Linked DNA regions of Homo sapiens: region 1 is linked to region 2. The links are chromatin loops, found by intact Hi-C in ENCODE. Cell type or tissue: heart left ventricle. All regions are shown on one strand. Each heading gives the region's core, and the rest is flanking DNA. Links, peaks and the distances in the headings are about the cores only. Region 1 overlaps SH3RF3 (SH3 domain containing ring finger 3). Region 2 overlaps SH3RF3 (SH3 domain containing ring finger 3).

Region 1 (2,905 bases), core at 290-2,789, 130 kb before region 2:
GGATCCTCAGAGGCCTGGGAGCACCTGCAGACAGTCCCAGGAAAGCACAGAAATAAACAGGGCCTCGACTGTTGATACCAGGTCTCAGGGCAGGCAGGGTCAGAGGGAGACAGGGCAGTACTTCAGTTTTGTTATACCCTTTTCTGTTATTTGATTTATTGCATCACTTGTGAGTTTCTTTTTAATTTAAGAGGGGAAAAATAAAAAGGAGAAAGTTGCAATGTTGTTTTGAAACAATGGTACTAGATATGATGGACCAGGGAAGCTTTGCTGTTGATTAGCTGATAGGGCAGGAGGTAACTCCACAGGAGGGGGCGGGCCTCAAGAGCTGGGCTGATATAGGGATAATGAAAAGGCCTGGGCTGGTGAGTGATGTGGCCAAGGGAGTGGTCAGAGGTGTGGAACAGGTAAATCTAGCAAAAAGCAGGTGCGGGCCAGAGTGTGGATGGGCCAAGGGTCGAGGTGCCTGGTGAGGTAAGAAAGGCAGTGGGATGACCAGGCAGGGTGGCTCATGCCTGTAATCCCAGCACTTTGGGAGGCCAAGGTGGACGGATCACCTCAGGTCAGGAGTTCGAGACCAGCCTGGCCAACATGGTGAAACCCCATCTCTACCAAAAATATGAGAATTAGCTGAGCGTGGTGGCAAGCGCCTGTAATCCCAGCTACTTGGGAGGCTGAGGCAGGAGAATCGCTTGAACCCAGAAGGCAGAGGTTGCAGTGACAAGATCACGCCACTGCACTCCAGCCTAGGAGACAAGAGCGAGACTCGGTCTCAAAAAAAAAAAAAAAAAAGAAAGGCCAGAGGATGGCACACCTTGGTGCCTCTAGGGCCAACTGAGGAGGCTGGGGTTGTCTGGTGGACGCTGGGAGCATCCAAGGAGCTGAGATAGAGGTGGAGGCACAGGGATGGCGGGGGTTGTGGGGGGCTTGAAGGCCATGCAGTCAGCAGGATGTGGCCCTGGCTGCAGAGGTGCTTCTGAGGAGCCAAGCCAGCTAAGCAGGGGATGGTGGGGCTGCTGATGGGGACAGTCACAGGAGGAGTTTACAGGGAAGGCAACCCCAGCGCCTGCAGCCTGGGGAGGGGACAGGCATGGAGACAGCAGGTCGAAGGACTGTGACCTCATGTGGCACAGCTGGGTGACAGCCACAAGAATGTGCTCTGTGCCTGCATGGCCAGGGACTCCTTTGTGTGTCCAGCCTTGACTTTATACCAAACTCTATGCCAATTCCCACCCTCTAGCAATCTGTTGAATAACAGTATTTTGGCCGACACAGCAGATAGGAAGTCAAAGGAAGCAACATGAGTTTTAAAAGACAGTCAAGTAGTTCTCATATGCCACCTCAACCCACAGGCAGTCAGGAAAACAGGCGGAAGGTGCCAAGGTCTTGCGGGGAGGCCTGGCTCAGAGAAGGGAGCACCTTTTCTTGCTGGGCACCGAGAGCATACGCTCCAGTGGGACATCTAGCAAGCAGTGAGTGAGGCTGGAACCTGGCCAGAGGCCTGGGACATGTGAGAGGCACCACTGGGGCTTGCAGGAAACTTTAGATATTCAGAAGAAAGAAACGGGGACTTATCTTTGTTGAGTCTGGCTCTCGGGTTGCAAGTTATACTTGGAAGTTTTTTGATTATTATTTTATGTTCGGAAATTTTCCTGTCGGAGATGGGGAAAAGGTAATTAAAAGCTGTGCTCTGTTAAAATTTTAGTGGGGAAAGGGCACCTCTCTGGTTATGCTGAGAACAGTTACTGGAAGAGCACAGGAGGGTTTATAACAATATAAATATGCAACGCATTTTTAGAGAGGGCAGAGGAATAGAAGATCTACAATGAATACAGAGGAAAAAGTGAACGAGATAATTAAAAGAAACAGAAAAATTGTGCACCAGCTATTGGGTATTTTAAACATTAACATGCATCTTCAAAAATGCTGCCCTTGCCAAAGACAGAAGATAAAGAAAATTGGTTCATGAAAATAGCAGGGAACGGGAGGCAGCAGCCAGTGAAGTGCTGAGCTATTGTGCTTCTCTAGCTTGTTTTTGGTGGAAGACGTGACCGCCGCATCGTGTTGCTCTCTTGCTGTTATCAGTGGTGAAGCAGTTGTTCCCTGCCCTTCCTCCTGCAGGAGAGGAAGCAGCCGGAGGTGCAGGCAGGGACAGGGAGCTGAGGGCATCCTTGTTCTTGGAAGCTGAGCCCTGGGCATCAGGATTATTACCATTTACAGCACTCAAAACGATGGTGAAGAGCAAAATGAACACTGCTCTCCCCCTCTTAGGGGTCATGGCCCCGGGCTGGGCGCGGGAGTGGGTTTGGATGACCGGCCAAGTTCACCACGGTGTCAGGGAGCTCCTGAAACAAAAGAGACTGACTCCCTGAGGAACTTCAAGAAGATAAACAGCCACAGCACGGTGTTCTGCGGGAAGTGCGTGATGCTGCGACAGCTTTGGCAACAGATGGAGCTGGGTGTCCCTGGTATTTATTAGTTGGCTGATCTTGAACAAGTTCCTGAACTGCTCTTAGCCCCACTTCCCTCATGTGTAAAACGGACTACATAATTATCTAAATATAATGATAATTATTACTATGCTGAGACCTATTTCTTGAGAGCTGACTATGAGCCGGGCACTGTCCTAAGTCTTGCCCATACATTCATTCACTGAATTCTCAAAGCAGCCCTGAAGAAAAAACAGGCTCTGAGATGCTGAACAAGAGACACAGGGTAATCAACTCAAAAGCTGCACAAGCCGCATTCGAACCCGGGACTTGCTGAGGCCAAATTTTAACTGTGGCTCTACTGCCTTATCGTGAAAATTAAGCAAGGCAATGCACATAACCCCAGTACGCCATTCAGTAACTGGAAGGCATCCCTAGAATGCACCGTTGAGGTCTGAGTCTGCTTCAGTCATTTT
Region 2 (2,905 bases), core at 274-2,773:
CACTTTTTAAAGCTGCTTTACAAAAACTGATTATTCATTCTCTTCTGAAATAAAGCAGAAACTAGATTTTAGAAGGACTTTAATTAATGCCACTTTAACAGGACTATTCAAAAGCAAACACCAAAGGTAAAAATCTTGCTTTGATCCACCTAATTTAAACTCCATCAGTCTGCCACAGTGATGCTGTATAAAGGCAGGTTATACCATTGTAGCTTTCAGAGACCCTTCTTTCCTCTCTGACTCAGGAATGGAACATATCCAAAGAATAAAAACATTCCCCAGAGGGGAGACCAAGCTGGCATGAACCAGCACCTACGCTGCAGCACTGGAATCATTTGGTTCCTGGAGGTCTGATTCACATGGAGGTTGTCAGAGCCAGTGTGTGCGTCTCAGCTGCATGCCAGGCATGGGGGAAGTAAGGTGGGTCGGACCCACCGTGGGGGAAAACAGGAACTGAGCGGAGAGTCACATGGAGTTGCCCATGTCTCTTGGAGCCTTTATTTGCGGACACTGAGGAGTGAGAGATGCAACAGGACAGAACAGGTAGCAGGGGTGGCCAATCTCTGCCCGACCTCGCCCTTTGGGGGTCAGAGGGTCAAAGTGGGCATAGGAGCATGGCAGGAAGGTCGTGTCACAGCACAAGTCCCTCTGGGGATCACACCCAGAGGCCTCTAATTCTCCACATTAACTCACAGGATTCAAGTAAAGAAAGTCCTTGAACAAAGAATCTGTGATATGACACTTCCCCCTTGTCTGCTGTGGGAGCCGTCACAGATCCTGTAACAGGAGATGCTGGGCCTCCCGTGGCTGGCGCCTCTGACCTCAATTCAACCAAGAGGTCACCTTCCAGAGAGCCTGGGCAGCCATGGTGACATTGCCCACTTGGGAACAGATGGACCCCTGCTCGGCTACCCCCACCCCACATGCCAACCGCAGAATGAGTCTAAGCCTGATGGCTCTAATTTCACTGTTTCTTGTGAAATATGGAACATGGAATTCCATCACTGACTACTCAGGAGCCCACACTAAATGCCCGGCCTGCCCCTGGTGATCCGATGCAGCTCGTGAGCCTCTGGCCTGTCTTCTGCACATTCTCCACTGGCCTGTCTCCCGCACCTGACTCTGGGCTCCAGAAGAGCAGCAGGTCTAGTACCCGACACAGAGTCAGGGCCCGGTATGTTTCTGTGGAATAAATGGGCAGGTGCCCTTTGTCCTCTTGTCCAGTGGGCTCTAGCCTTCAGCCTGGGGTTGCACATCCTGGGCAGAGGCCCGTGGAATGCAGCAGGTTATATGGTGATGACAGGAAAGGCAGGCAGTCACTTCTGCCCAGAGAAGCAGGCCTACCCAGAGGCTCCAGGGCCCTGCGACAGCCCGTTCACAGTGGGTTCTCCCGAGTGGAGAGCCTCCTCCTGTGAGGCCCCTGGAGGAGGGCCTCGGCTCTGCAGCCTGGAGCCCGCCAAGCCTGGAGAAGCCTAGAGCCATTATGGGGTCTGTCTCCTTAGCAAGGCCCTGACCGGACCCTGAGAGTTCAGAGGTCCCTGCTCTTGGTCATGAGTGACCACCTGGGGCACCAGTGGTCCCAGGTCTTCTCTTAGGGGGAAGAGTCCACTGGGCAGAGAAGCAAGTTGGGTTTCTGTGTGCCTAAAAATAGCCCCAGGAAGCTGTTGCTCTCGCCCTCCGACTGAGTGGGGAGGGAGGGAGGCACCAGTGCAGTTTCCCGGGAAGCTGTGCAGCCAGATGACAATCGGAATTAGCATCAGAACACCTTGATAAAAGGAAGGGAGAAGGAGTTGAATCCCTGAATGAAAAATAGATTATTCATTGTCAGGCTGAACAATAGAACAAGACATAAATAGCAGCTGTACGCAGGACATGCCAATTTTGCTCAAAAACACTGTGCATGGTTCTCCTACCGCCCTCCAGAGAGTGCCACCTCGAGCTCTGCACTCAGCAGATGGGGGAGAGAGCAATGGCCTCTCAGAGGCAGGAAGGATGTGGGCTTTAGAAGCAGAGATTCGAGTTAGAATTCTAGTTCTGTTATTTACAACTCTGTGCGTGTGTGTGTGAGAGAGAGAGAGAGAGAAATACTGACACAGAGAGACACAGGCAAGACAGAACGAGTGAGGAGAGAGAAAACAACAACTTCTGGGCATCTAAAATACAGTGAGGCCGACATAAGGGAAGAATTCCCTGTGTAGGGAGGTGGGAAGAATGCTGAGTGTTAACATCAGAGATCTGCATTAGGATTCTGGCTCTGTCATTTACATCTGGGGGCGGCGGGGAGCAGGTGCAGCAGTGGCAGGGGATGGAGGAGACACAAGAGACAGGAGATGAAGATGGAAAGGAGGAAGGGGAAGCAGGAGGGAGAGAGGACCCAGCAAGCAGCCTGGATAAGTTACAAAGCCTCTCAGAGCTTTGGTTTACACATGGAGAAAACGAGGTTCCAACTACTTCCCCTGGAACCTGGGACAGCTGTAAAGACCAAGTGTGAGCTTATTGGCCGAGCACTTGGTGCAGATGATTATTCAACAGCAACTGCCAGGACAGCCAGAACCAGTCTCTTCTGCACCTCACCCAACCCTCCTACTCAATTTCACCTGTCAGTGCTATTTTGTTTGCTCCCAAATGTTTGCTTCACAGGGATCCCTACGCACCAGGGTGGCCCTGCCTCAGGTGCCCTAGAGGACAGGGCTGTGATGCACAGATGTGAGACCCCAGCTATCATCTCCCTGTGAGCTGACCAGGGTCTCTGTAGCAGTTTCCCCTGATGAGCCCCTCTCACAGGACCCCAAGAGTCCTGGAAAGGCGTCATTCTGCTGCACCTGGGTCAGCGCTTAGAGCCATGACTCAGGTTAACTGAGGGTTCTGCTCCTGGTGCTGATGGAGGCTTATATTATCTCAAGCT

The links. A loop is a pair of places that touch in the nucleus more often than their neighbours do. Peaks named below come from ENCODE experiments on the same cell type or tissue, not always from the same donor. Only the 100,000 strongest peaks of a DNase experiment are listed, where the experiment ranks them.
Region 1: it touches region 2 in a loop (2.0-fold over the local background); 7 of 110 quality-filtered maps call a loop at or near these places.

What each region holds. Positions count from the first base shown.
Region 1 is chr2:109,481,955-109,484,859 of GRCh38, reverse strand. The region is part of intron 8 of SH3RF3 (SH3 domain containing ring finger 3); the gene reads right to left. It also overlaps a transcript of RANBP2 not described here. Among named protein-coding and RNA genes, the nearest start is that of SEPTIN10, 130 kb to the left of the region's middle. In heart left ventricle, for the core only: no CTCF peak of the experiment used is centred there; a DNase peak (open chromatin) is centred at 1,469; H3K27ac peaks cover 1,963 bases.
Region 2 is chr2:109,348,198-109,351,102 of GRCh38, reverse strand. All of the region lies in intron 2 of SH3RF3 (SH3 domain containing ring finger 3), which reads right to left. It also overlaps a transcript of RANBP2 not described here. Among named protein-coding and RNA genes, the nearest start is that of MIR4266, 36 kb to the right of the region's middle. RefSeq lists an enhancer at 1,992-2,061. In heart left ventricle, for the core only: no CTCF peak of the experiment used is centred there; DNase peaks (open chromatin) are centred at 870 and 1,313; H3K27ac peaks cover 567 bases.